2 separate regions of the Homo sapiens genome follow, and region 1 is linked to region 2. A link is a contact called in ENCODE Hi-C data. All regions are on one chromosome and are shown on one strand. Each heading gives the region's core, a stretch centred on a gene start or an enhancer-like site at or near the end of the contact. The rest is flanking DNA. Distances are from core to core; before and after follow the strand shown. Region 1 holds the start of LOC105373851 (a long non-coding RNA gene). Region 2 holds the start of KANSL1L (KAT8 regulatory NSL complex subunit 1 like).

What was found. Hi-C counts contacts between places; a loop is a spot of excess contacts on that map. Pooled maps may share reads with other maps.
Region 1: a map with no recorded cell type shows a loop between it and region 2 (29-fold over the local background). The contact joins the enhancer-like site here to the promoter of KANSL1L in region 2. A Hi-C loop is called at or near these places in 3 of 37 single-sample maps with no recorded cell type and 8 of 50 pooled maps.

Annotation. Positions count from the first base shown.
Region 1 is chr2:207,333,072-207,340,314 of GRCh38, forward strand. It overlaps LOC105373851 (a long non-coding RNA gene), which reads left to right and starts at 1,289. Exons shown (of 4, transcript XR_923809.3): 1 at 1,289-1,611; 2 at 7,147-7,179. RefSeq lists enhancers at 1,192-1,241, 1,502-1,911. Within about 2 kb of position 4,765, at least 4 of the 41 ENCODE cell types and tissues checked have a DNase peak (open chromatin) inside an H3K27ac peak, as active enhancers do.
Region 2 is chr2:210,169,288-210,176,130 of GRCh38, forward strand. It overlaps KANSL1L (KAT8 regulatory NSL complex subunit 1 like), which reads right to left and starts at 2,122. Exons shown (of 15, transcript NM_152519.4): 1 at 1,862-2,122. RefSeq lists enhancers at 1,147-1,781, 1,209-1,388, 1,782-2,417, 2,418-3,051 and silencers at 1,579-1,888, 2,009-2,338.

The DNA of each region.
Region 1 (7,243 bases), core at 3,515-6,014, 2.8 Mb before region 2:
GAAAATATGATTTATAAAAATCCACTTTTTTTTCATAGAACCATTCAGGAGCACAGCATTGATAGAAAGTGAATATTCCTAGACTCTAACATAAAAAAAAAATCTAGTCAAAATGTATCATACAGTGTTGTTGAAAGAAATTGCACATACATGTAGAAAACAACTTTACATTGAAAAAAATCTTTACTGTTCATGGATTAGGTTTTACCTAAAGCCCTATTACTTGCAGTTGTGCTCATCCCACAGATGTTTACTCATAATCTATCTTGCTCTTTATAAATCAAGTCAACAACTATTACATGTCTTTTATGGACTCCAAATTTCAAGAACTCTGTGAGAGGCATACAAACAACATATATATAACGCACAGCTATCCATGACATGGATTTCAACTGTATCCCCCAATAACCCAGGTTCTTCAGGTCATAAATGGATGGGCTTTATCTTCTAACAATCCACACGATCTGTAGCAGATTTTCCAGATGGTAAGCAATGGAATGACCAACTGTCCAGGTTTTCCCAAGACTGAGGGAGTTCCTTGGTTGTGAACGTTTCAGTACTAAAACCAAGATCTCAGGCAAACCTGGATAAGTTGGTCATCCTAGAGAGTTGAGGGAGAAATGACATCATTCAATTATATCAGTGTAGTAATCACATACTTGTCCTCTGCTTCTTCCTTGTCTTTCTTTCCTTCCCTTCCTATCCCATCTTACTCTCTTAGGATAGCTCTATGGCACAGTGACTAAGAACCAGATTGTGGTTTCCAAATAGATACGGGTCTAAATTCCAGCTTTGCCATGACTTTTTAAAAATCTTGTACAATTGACTTAACTTCTCCAGTCCTGCTTCCTTACTAGTGACACATGAGAAAATGCATATGAAGTACATACCATCATGCCTGACACATACATCATGCTTTATACATGTTAGTCACTATTGTCTCTGGATCATGCCCTTATGGATACTTCCAGCTTCCAGGGTTCTGGTTCTAATGAGACCAATATCAGGGCATGCTATGGATCAACAGGAATTAAACCTTCCCACCGCAGTGCATTTGCAGAGCCCTATGCAAATCAATCCTTTGACGTTTCATTAATGAGAACGCAAAAAGTAGGTACAACTGAAAGCAAGAAGTAGGTATAACTGCAGCAACATCCTGATTACCCAGAATTTTTCCAACTTTTCTCATCCAATCTCTTCAAGCAACCCCCTTGCATTATTGTTCCCATATGCTCGACACCCAAGCACATAGAGACATACGCATCACATAAACACACAGAGGGACACACATACACACAGAGGTTTTTATATGGCTGAGCTGGGAGAAGCCAAGTAAAACACTTTTTCTTTTGTTTCTAGACTATTTAGCAAATACGAGGAAAATGACGTGGCACTGAAGAGGGGACTTAGAGAGACAGGGCCAGTGGGTGGAGGAGGAGAGGACGTGCCGGGAAAAGAATGCAGAAAGGAGATTTTTTTTGGCCACAGAGTTTTTGCTAAAAGCAGCTAGGAAGCCCCACGGCTCCAGTGTGCGTGAACTCCTGGTAATTTCCTTGGGGAATCCCGCCTCAGAGAACCTCTACCCCGAGAATTAGGAGGAAGCTGAGCTAGGTGAGTTTCCAAACGGAGGGGGTGGGTGAGTGACTAAAGGCCTGAAGACCGGCCCAGACGAGTTTCCCAGTGGGCGTCCCCTGGCTGCTCTGACAGCCACAATAGGAACTCAGTCCAGAAGAGGGGAATGCCGAGGCCAGGGACGATTCCTAGTGTTTTCCTTTGTCTCTCAGCTTCCTGTGTTTGAAATGAAGGCATCCGAGGCTCTCTGTGGCCACTCTTGTCTGGGATTCTTTCCTCAAGAGGTGTTCTTGAATTTGTGAGAACTGCCAGGAAATGGCGTGAGTCATGTCTTCTTAGCAGACAATATTCAGCTTTAGAAATTCCCAGAGATATGACTTGTTTATAGGAAAGGAAACAGGGCTATTCTGAGCTGCCAGGGGAAGAGGAAAGCGCTGCTCATTTTTTAAAATATCGTGTTGAAAGGTCATACACGCGGCCAGAGTGCCAGCAAGAGCCCGGTATAGACACTGATGTTAGCAGTTCATTTGCCTACATTTCAGGCGATATTTTTGAGCGTGGCATTTTAAAATGCGAGTTCCATGGCATTGAAATTCCACTCCCAGTCTTAAGCCCAAAGGCATGAGCAGGGTCCAAGGCGGAGTCTTGGTTGGAGGGGTGCGGCTGGGGTGTTGTTAGGCCTGGCTGAGGGGAGGGGAGGAGCATATACAAAGACACCACCTTTCTCTACTTTCTAATTTCACATTTCTTGAGCAGCCAGCTGATTTTTGTTCCCATATTCCATGCTCCTTCCTCTACTGTCTTTTCTTCATAGTGTTAACAACTGCCATGTCCATTGTCCTTACCTTAAAGGATTGTTCAAAGCGGCCAACTTTGGAAAATGTGTCCAAGGAGAGAAACTCGGGGGGATTCCTACTCCTGCAACCCTTGCTTCTGGCATTGGACCACCTTCTTGTGCAAAAAGTTTGGTCCTGAAATGTTTGAACTCGTAAAGGCACCGTTTACACATCTGTCACTGTTAGCAGAGCCAGTCAGCTGACCACAGAGATTGATTTCCAAGGAGAAAATAATCCACTGAGTATTCACTGATACAACAATAATTAGCCAATGTGATAATTTCATAGATACCACATCTGATAAAATCAACACCTTTTCCTAATTACAGAGTAAACATTTCAATAGGAATAGAAGGATGCTCCTTCAATGTGATAAAGATGCTCTTGGCTTAAAGTAAATAAAGATTATAATTAATTGGCAAACATTGAAAATCAGAAACAAACACAAAGAATGTCCTTTAGTATGATTATCACTGTTTCTGGTTTTTGTTTGTTTGTTTTTTGGGGTTTTTTTGAGACAGAGTCTCGCTGTGTCGCCCTGGCTGGAGTGCAGTGGCACAATCTCGGCTCACTGCAACCTCTGTCTTCCAGGCTCAAGCGATTCTCGTGCCTCAGCCTCCCGAGTAGCTGGGACTATCAGCTAGCATCATTATCACTTTAGATTCTCTGGTTAATGCAGTAGGTTATAAACACAAAAGGAATAAATTTTTGTGAACTAAGGTACTAAAGTACATGAAAATCACACAAGTATAAATCTGAAAAAGTCAAAAGAATTAACTAAAAGCTTTCTTTATTTTAAAAAAGAGTCATAAAGTGGCTTGGAATAAGATAAATACCTAAAAAGCAACAGTATTTCTATATACTGGCAGTAAACAGATAGATAATATAAAGCAAAAGAAAAGCTATTCAAATAGCGACAAATATAAAATATTTATAAACTCAATAAGAAATGTATTAAAAGTTTTAAAACCTTGATTGGGGGATATATTTTTAATAATTAAGAGGAAGAGTTATATTTTTATTAGATGGAAAAATTCAACATAAAGATGCCAAGGCTCCTCAAACTTACTGAAATAATTCTGTCTAAAGATCCAACGGGACGTTTCTTGAAGGTCATTAGAATGAACACTGACGAATTGCTAAGCTTAGTGCTTATCTTATTAAAAACATTCAAAACTATAAACAGGAAAACTAGCAAAATGCAAATGTTCTTAGGGATCAGCCTCGTCAGATATCAGAACCTATTGTAAAAACTGAAACTGTGTTTGATGTAAATATAAAAATATAAAGAAAAAGAAAATAATGAAATCCCCTGAAACAGACCCTGTTATATACATATGTGTCACATTTTATAGATGGCCTCATAGTTCACAAAGTTTTCCACTTGCATTATCTTTTATGCTTCAGAATCATGCTAGGAATCAAGTCGTATTATTACCCTCAGTCTTAGTTCTGAAGAAACTGACACTCAGAAGTGGCTTGACCAACATAATAAAACTAAGATAAACCCAGACTTGAACCTAGATTTTCTGACTTCTCTTACCAGGCATCTTTTCACTACATCAATCTCACAATACATTGGAGAATATACTTTTTTTAACCATACTGAAATTAGGGGAAAAAATGTTTCGACCTGCCCTTACACCATGTACTCCTGCTAACAATAAACAAACAAAATCCTGTAGTTGTTTGATGAAACATAGAGATATGACACTGAACTAGGGTCTGTGTCTGTGGTTGTCCCTCACTGAGTCCACTCACAAAGTACGAAGCTACAATGCTTCCTATTCACCTCCTCCCACCCCCACCCCCACCCTATCACCCCCATCCACCCCAGATGAATTACTTATTGTCACTAAGACGTAGCAGTGCCCAAAGTGAAATTGAAACTCTCCAGCAAATTACTGTTAAAAGAAAGTATAGTCAGTCTGTTTCTGGGGAGGGGTTGGATAATTAGAGAGCAACTAATTAGGAGCATACAGTTAAGAGTAAGGACAAACAGAAAGAAGAAAAGGAGTAAGCAACTCATACATAGTGCAGACCCACTATGTGGGAAAACCACTCATCTCTGACATTGTAGCAAAAAAGCAGCTGTCAACAATAAACATAAATGCTAGCCTTAGCTGAATGGGCACAGCTGTGTTCCAATAAAACTTTATTTCCATAACAGGCAGCAGGCAGACTATACATTGATGACTCCTGTACTAAGCAATTTAAGATAGTTTTTCCATTCAATTATCCTAAAAAAAAAACCCCTTTAGATAAGAAATCAGAGGTTACTCAACATGACCACCTGACATTAAGATGGATACAAGTATTTGCCTCAGTAAGTGGCAGAGCTGAAATCTGAACTCAGGTCTTGTGACTCCCAAGCTGGGAAGCTGGAAAGTGTGTAGTCTTCTGATAGGGCAGCCTCCTGTGACTCAGAGGTTTAACTGGATTTTATGGGTGTGAAGTCTCAGCAGGTAGAAGAGGCCTGAACAGGCTGCATCTAATGAACTAGACATGTGTTGCACTGAACCAGGCTGGGAGTACGTGGGTGATCTCTGTTGCAATCATTTAACAAAGTAGGGAGGTATAGACATGCCCATTCACCTCAGACACACCCCTCGCCTCCGAGACATCAAATCCGCTCCTCCTAACACACAGCAGGGTGCAGTTGTGGTCAGAAGTGAGTGGGAGAAGGAGGGTAGGCAGATGGGTGGCTGTTTATGGAAACCAGGAAATCCCAAAAAATAAAGTCATCTAGAGCAATTCAGGCAACTTCTTTGAGTCCAAGCTTTCCTTTCTGTGGAATAGAAATGTCTGTCCTCTTTCTTTTCTTTTTTTTTAGCAAGATGTCAGAATAATACAATAGGAAAAAAAAAAAAAACTCTGTGTAAAGTTCATTGGGCACCTCAGGGATACATGTCATTTGATGACATAGTCTCATTGTCACCTGACGCCCCATGACTTCAGCTGGCTCCAGAGTCTGCATGTAGCTTTCTGTGGGGAACTCTGCCATCTTTACATTTAACACATCTCTGCTGACAGACCAGCACTATTGAGCTGGTGCTTTGACAACCACGTCGACAAGAGACCAGGAGAGATGCCATGTAAAGGTGAAAGGACAGTGACTAAGGGGAGCAAATGAGCTTTTAAACGAGCCTGACACCATCCAGCTAGTTTTCATACTCCCTCCTGTGAAAAATCTTGACATATTGGTACATTGCTATGAGTTATTTATTTATATCGGTGTATAGTGGCCTAATATTATTTGCTCTTGCAGAGTGTTATCTAGGACTACAAACTTATTTTATTTTAAGCTCAATGACATTTCATCAACAGTTAACACAGCGTGAGTAGCTAAAAGTCACTTCAGGACAGTACATGAGGCCTCTCAGATGTTGTTGCTTTATTGCTTGACTGGATAGTTCTCTGGCTTTCTCTACTTTTGATGGTTTCTGTTTTTACCCAGCTTTGTCTGTTTTGAGCTGTATTTTTTCAGTCCATTATTACATATTATATTATTTATTTCACCACAAGATTTATTTATTATCTGCAGTAATGAAAACTAATTTGTTTCATTTGCCCATGTTAGCTATGCCTAAAAGGGAAAACAATTCTCTCTTGGTCATACAGAGAGGGGTAGAATGGAAAGGAGATGGGTACAGTCACTGAGGAGTCTCTAAGAGGATTCCATCCTGGAGAACCCCTGCTCTGGGCTTGGAGAACTGGGCTCAAACAAGGCAGGGTTCATGTCAAACCCCTGGCAAATTCTCTCAATTTGGGACTGAGTCTCTCATGGTGCCTAGACTTTGGTAATGCTTTCTGGAAACTCAGAAACTGTTGGTCCTAATCTCAATTCAGCTATTGACATTCTGGTCTTTTCTATTTAAAGCCACAAAATTGACTGTTTATTTTCTAGTCATAGTTTAATTTTGTTTTGTTTTAAGCTCTCTTAGTTGATTTCTGCCCAATCAATAAGATCAGCCACACATTTAATCTGATTCTGTCATTGAGACAGCTGAACACCCTGGCAATTCTACAGCCTACTCTGGGTAAGTTCAGTCCATATAAACTCAGCCCATTTCCAACACCTCTGTGACAGCTTTCTCATCTGTAATATGAGAAAACACTCACCTAGTTCACAGAATTGTTGGAAGAATTATATAATAAACAAGACTGTACTACATTTTTTAACTGACAACATACATTTTCTTAATAAAAAATAACATTTTTAATAAAACAATAATAATATATGTCTCCAAGAAGACGAACACTAGATTTCTCGGGTGTTCTGTGTGTTGCAGCACTTTGCTGGTGTTGACATGAATTTGTCAATCAGAACAGTTATACTCATTAATAAGAATAAACATTGACTTTTGCAGTTCTGTACTGATTATAATTTAGCCCTCTTTTAAAAAAACTATGAAAGTATTACATATAGAAAAGGGCATAAATGTTACGTGTGATGAAGTTTCATAAAATAAACACACCTGTGAAACCAACACTCAGATGAAGAAACAGAACCCCTACAGCGTCCCAGAACCAGCCCCATGTGCCCCATTCCAGGCATTTTTCCTCTAAAGAAAACTCCTTTCCTGACTTCTAACAATATAGATTAGTTCTACCAGTTTTCATAATTTTTTATACATGGAATTAAAAAATTATGTAGTATTAGTACAGATCTTTCTAAGCTTATTTAAGCTTAGTTCATAAAGAAGATATGGGTTCTAAAGCAGTCTTTCTTTTCTAGGCTGACTTGAGGAAAGAGAGCTGGAGGAGCGGGGTGAGTAGAGGAACCCTATAATTTGTTATCCAAACTGGGACACCTTTGAGAGTGAAAGAAGGTG
Region 2 (6,843 bases), core at 872-3,371:
ACATCCCACATACGTGCCAACAGAAAAAATTTAAAATATGATAGTTACATGGCGAAATGTTAAGCAGCTATTAAAAATATTTTTCAAAGAATAATGATATGCGAATGTCTGAGTTAAATGAAAATACCATGTGGTCTCAGTTTTAGGAAAAATACACATATATGCAGACAGAAATATTTAAAGTACAAAATATTTATAGTTTTCTTATTTGCACTCATCTATTTTCCAATTACTTTATAATAATAAGATTTAACAAAATAATCGATTGTTATTTGCAAAGGCGCATCATGAAACAAAATTAAAATGTAAATGTTAAAAGTCAATGTGAGAGAATTGGCCTGGATTAAGAAGTTTCACATAAAAAATTACTCCAGACAGTTTGCGGGAGAGAATAATCTATGTAGATTAAAACCATGAGGAAATGGTTGCAGACGCTGACACTGATCTAAGTAGGTGGAAACTGAGGGAGAACCAAAGATAATGGTTACAACAGATTTTAAAGATACTCAAATATATTCTATTTCATGATTAATTCATTGTTTATATTTCCCCAACATGTGGGCTTTTAAAAAATTCACTTTTGTTATAAAAATAACACTACTTGGCAATTGGTAGAGATTAGGAATCACTTTTCCTAATACAAGGCATTTCTTCTTTCTTACAATCTCTTAAGACAGAGACCATATTATGAAACTTTACAAAAACGAAACAAGTTTGACATCAGAGAGGTGACTAACCCAAAGAAATGGCTAGTTATTAAGAACGGGAAAGGCAGAGACCACTCACTGTTAAGCCTCTTTCTCAATACTGAATTATTTTTAGAGTCATTTTTTCCTAGTCAGAAATTGCCAGTTTTGTCTGCAGTGCTCACTTCACTTAGGTTTTGTGGCTAACAAACCTGCCCCATCCAGCAATATTTAAAATTATTACTGACCCAAACTCAGATGAAGTTAAGCAAACTGGCTAAAGACGAAGGAAGTTTGTCTCCTAAACCTCGCCAGAACATGAATGTCCTGAAGTTTGGGGAATCAAAAACGGAATGTGCTTACCACAGTTCAAACAAAAAAACAAACAAAAACGGACTCTCCCAGAGTAAGAAAACATTACAAGAACGTCCATCCAGTGCCTGCCCTCCCGACTGCAAAGCCAGCCTCTTTCCTTTCCTGTGGTTTCTGAAACGGCCAGGATACCGCCTGGTATTTCTTGCTACCAAACACCACGCAATCTGACTTTTTCCAGCAAGACCGGTCCCTTCCTCAGCACACCGGTGACACAAACTTGGAAGCACCGTCCCTCAAAAATCCCCTAGATTCTGCTCTATCCCATCTAACTCTAAAGCCCAAATCTACGTTTTCCTGAAAGAAAGTGTGAAATAAATAAAATAGGGGTCTCATCAAATCCAGTGGGCTCCGCCTCAGAGCCGCCTCAAAAGAGCCGTCACCACACCCCCAATGGGTGAGGCTCAGCCGATGAGGCAAGAGGCGGGTCCAGGAAACCACGTGTTCTGCCTTCTGCGCACGCGCCAGCCAAAACAAAAGGGAGGTCTGCCAAGCCCCACCCCCCACGTGACCGGCGTCCAGGTCCGCCCCCACCCCTCCCTAGACCCCTTCCCTCCCCAGCTGCCAAGGCTGTTAGGTTTAGCCGTTTAAATTTGGCTGCGGTCAGACCCCCGCCCTAGAGCGCGATCCCGTGCCGAGACCAGAGTCCAGCAGCCCAGAGGATTCGGGGGGCGAAGGGGCTGCCGGTCGGTCGCCTGACCCGCAAGTCCACCCGGCAGTCTTCTCCCCTCCCCGCGCTGCCGCCGTCCCCAAGAGGGAAGACCCACCCCCGTCATCCCGCCGCTGAGACGCCGGCCACTCGCCTGCTGGGGCGCCCTGGCTCCCCTCCGCCGCCGCACCTTCGGTCCGGCCGTGGTGGGGGCTGCTGAGGTGATCTCTAGCTGCCCGCCCGCCTCCCCCACCCGGGGCGCCGCTGACTCGTCTCCAGAGCGCGCCCCGCTCCCGCCCCGGCCGCCGCCGCCGCCGCCGCCGCCGCCGCCGCCGCCGCCGCCGCCGCGGTTTAACAGTCCGCCCGCTGCCCGCAGCTCCGTGCGGCTCGGGGGGACGGAACCCTGCCGCGGTCTGGGAGCAGTGGGCGGGGCCCGGCGCTAGCCAATGGCAACGGGGGAGGGGCAGCGCCATGCAAATGAAGCGGGTGGCGGGGAAACCCCGGCAGGGGGCGGGGCCTGCAGAAGCGGCTCGGAGTGTTCTGGAAGTGGCAGGAGCACGACTCCCTTAACTCTGGTGCAGGGTTTACCTCGGCTCCCTCGGGACGGGTTCCGTGCAGCTCCTGCTTCCTCCCTTCTCTTTCCCAGTGCCATCCCTGGCGAGGGGGAAAAAAAAAAACACGGCCAGGAGACTTCCCACCCCTGCTTTGCTATTTTTGTACCTCCGTGACAGAAAAACAAAACCCTGAGGAAAAGTCAGGCGACTTCATTCCCTGCCGTCCGCGCCGGGGCCTCGACTACTGCTGGCGTCCGCGGCTTTCGCCCGCCGCTCCACAGGCGAGTTTTAAGAGATTTCTCACAATTGTCAAGTCCGCAAGTCTCCGTGCGTTTGCTTTTATTTGGGCCGTGCGTTCAAATGCGCTCATAATTCTTTCTGACCCTCAGAGGGGCCCTGAAGTAGGTGACAAATTTGCCTTGGATCCAACTGGGTGGTTTTATGATTAAAAAAAAAAAAACAGACAAAGCAGTTTTAAGTCTCTACAAATCTGGTTTGAGTGGCGCTGGACCTAACTCCCCTCTGCAGTAACGCTGTCAAATAAACAAACGGAGTTTATGTGGAGATAGTTGGCCAGCGACACCCAAAAACACTTCTGAGCGTCTTGCACCTGGCCCCGCGAACCGCTCACCACAAAACAAACCTGCACCTGGGCACTTCCCCAGCCAAGAACTCGATTTTTTTAAAACTGAACTCTAAATGTAGCTTCTTAGATGTTGTATCACAGTCTTTCCTAAGCACCGAATTTACACATGAAATGATTTAAGGAACGAAGAGCACTAGGCTTTTTAAGCCAGAAGGATAATAGCCATTATTTTAACCTTATCAATTGGATAAGATCCCGGGGGCGGAAGAGGGGAGAAATCCAAGGAATTGCAGTCATAACAAAGCGTAATCCGTAACATAGATAACTGGAATTGGAAAATTAGCTACTCGTTCCTGGTTCTTCTAGTAGATTGTGATATTACTGAAATAATTTTTATGACCAGCTGCATTTATTGGAGCTATATTTTTTTAATTACTGAATAATTGCACCTCGATATGGGGCAAGGGAAGAATTTTAGGAAATTGATTTACTTTCATTGTAATAAAAATTGTAAGCTAATGATGTGTTGTGAAAAATAATTAAATCAGTAAGTATTTATTGGATATTTACCATATTCAAAGGACTGTCCTAGTCCCTGGGGACAGAAATGCAAAAATGAATAAAGTATTTTTTAAAGTTTTGTTTTTTTAATTAGCAGTTTGAGACATCTAATAAGCATGTGTTAAGATAGATCAAAGGAAGATTCTGGATTTGAGTTGGACGTTTAAAAGACTTAAGAGAGAGGAGGAAGGCATCAATAGTTCAGGAGATAGTGTCCTTGGGTGGTTTGAGGAGATGTTGTGTGAATATTTGGGGGGCAGAAAAGTACATTGTCAACTAGATTGAGTAAATCTTGAATGACAGGAATTCAGATTTTAACCTGAAGGAACTGTAGAGACATCAAATCATTTAATGGTAGTTTTCTCCTGTGAAATAATTTTTTGCTACCAAACAAAATATTTATATATTTGCCAAATGTTTATTGAACACATGTTTTGTGATGGCTAATGAAGATATATTAGTAAACAAATTCCCTGTCCTCATGGAGTTTATAGAGGATGACAAAGGGATTAAGCTTTGTAACTACACAAATAGTGATTCATACAGCATTTCTACATATATTATGTAATTTGTTCATCACATAGCCGTGGGAGGTAGGCTGTTTCCAATACTCTAGATTAATTTTTTTTTTTTTTTTGAGACGGAGTCTCACACTGTCTCCCAGGCTGGAGTGCAGTGGTGCGATCTCGCCTCACTGCAAGCTCCGCCTCCCGGGTTCATGCCATTCTCCTGCCTCAGCCTCCCGAGTAGCTGGGACTACAGGCGCCCGCCACCAAGACCGGCTAATTTTTTTTTTTTTTTTTTGTATTTTTAGTAGAGACGGAGTTTCACTATGTTAGCCAGGATGGTCTAGATCTCCTGACCTGGTGATCTGCCCGCCTCGGCCTCCCAAAATGCTGGGATTACAGGCGTGAGCCACAACACCCGGCCGCTCCAGATTAATTCTTTTATCTTCTAGTCAGCCCTGCCGCCTGCTAAATGTTACAGACCTTAAATAAATATTTCAATCTATCAAGCTATCATACATGTACATTTTCCCTATTTTATATTCGGTTTAATAGGAATGTGGGGAGATGATTAACAAAATAATACAGGTTTGATATAAAATATATAGGAAAGCACAAAGAAGAAAACCACAATCATATGCAAAGTCTGTTGTATTTTATATGTATGACACTGTGCATACTGGTTTTTTATCCCATTTAGCTACATGTTAAGCACACTATCCCTTGACACTGAATATTGTTCTAAAGCATGATTTTATTATTTGTAGCATATACATGCGAGTTTTCCAGACACTATAGAATATCAGTTCTCCTTATTACAAAAATTGATATACTGAATCATTTGTCAAATTATTTTCTATATTACTCAGCAACAGCCTGAAAAGTGCATGTAGTTAATGTTTTTTTAAAATCAAGGACATATCATTTAGAAGGTACATTAAAAGCATTCTGATTTCCAAGAAAAAATATAACAGTGGTAAGAATAGAACACTTTAAAATCCAGCAAGAACAAGGAGAAGTAAAGGGCACCATTCTTGCTGACATAATAATTACCTATCTGGAAGCTTTAAAAAATGTCCAGGTAAGCAGTATTACAATGATTTCATGAGATAAACTTCTCTCTTCAACACTGGTTTTTATTCAGTCATTCCTTTCACTCAAGAAACATTCATGCAACACTTAGTATAGCTGACACTGTGATAAATGCTAGAGATAAAGGAGAAAGATCAATCTTTAATTTCAAGCAACTCACAGCCAAGAAGGGGCTTTTCTATCCCCCTTTGTTACTTTGTTTTTCTCCATTGCACTTATCAGCATGTAATGTAACATAGATTTTGATTTTTTTACTTTTGTAGTCTATCGCCCTAAATTAGACCATAAGCTCCATGAAGTCAGGCACTTTTGCTGGTTCGCTCATTGCTGTATCCCTAGAGCCTAGGACAGGGCCTGACACATGTGGATTCTCAATGCATATTTAATGTCTGGATAAATTAATTTTCACATCCCAGAAAGTGAATGTTATATTCATTTTCCAGGTGAAAAAAATATGAAGCTCAGTGAGATTAATGTACCTAGATTCTTATGCTAATAAATGGCCCATTTCGAAGACAGACCTGACTGGGTCCAAAGCCAGAGTTCTTTCCTCACTACCTCTCACAGAATAGAAAGCCTATTCTATTCTATTCTATTCTATCCTATTCTATTCTATTCTATCCTATCCTATTCTATTCTATTCTATTCTATTCTATTCTATTCTATTCTATTCTATTCTATTCCATTCCATTCCACGCCATGCCACGCCACGCCATGCCACGCCACCCCACCCCACCCCACCCCACCCTACCCTACCCTACCCTACCCTACTCTATTCGAGGTTGTCCTATTTATTTCTCCACATTTCTATGCCCTGAGAAACTGTCCCCCACTGTTATATTCCAGTATATTTAATTCTTCTTTTATGATCAGGTTTAGAGAGGGAAATAGAAGCAGAACGGCTAAACATGATAATCCCTACTCAGGACAGATTTAGCTTTAACTAACCAGTATCTATAAACAAGCAGACAAAAGGTAGAGGTAGGTAGCAAGACCTATAAGAATCTTCGAACCAGGGCTAAGTATAACAGAGAACAGAACTGGCCCATGACTACAGGGGAACAAAATGATTCCCTGTGTATATGAATATCCATGGCACTTTTATTCACAACAGCCTCAAACTGGAAACAGCCCTAAGATCCATCACCTTTGAAAGGATAAAGAGCTGGGCACGGTGGCTCACGCCTGTAATCCCAACACTTTGGGAGGCCGAGGCGGGCAGATCACCTGAAGTCAGGATTTCCAGATCAGCCTGACCAACATGGTGAAACCCCATCTCTACTAAAAATACAGAATTACCCGGGCATGATGGCACATGCCTGTAATCCCAGCTACTTGGGAGGCTGAGGCACGATAATCACTTGAACCCAGGGGGCAGAGGTTGCAGTGAGTGGAGATCATGCCATTGCACTCCAGCCTGGGCAGCAAGAGCAAAACTCCATCTCAAAAAAAAAAAAAAAAATGAAAGGGTAAAGAAATTATGGTACATTTTTCTTTGTATTCTATTATAGTGGTATAATAGAATACCACTCAGAAATAAAAAGAAGAAACTACTGATATATAAAACAACAAGGATGAGTCTCAAACAGTATGCTGAGTGAAAGAAGCCAGACACAGAATCATAAATATTGGATGATTCCATTTATATAAAGCTCTAGAGAAAGACAAATCTAACCAATAATGACAGAAAACAGATCAGTGGTTTCTTAGGGTTGGGGTGGGGAGAATTGACTGGGATGGGATTAAAGGGTGACAAAAAAGTTCTATATCTTGACCATGGTGGAAGTCAAATGGGTGCATGCATTTGTCAAAACTCATCAAAATATACTTAAAATGG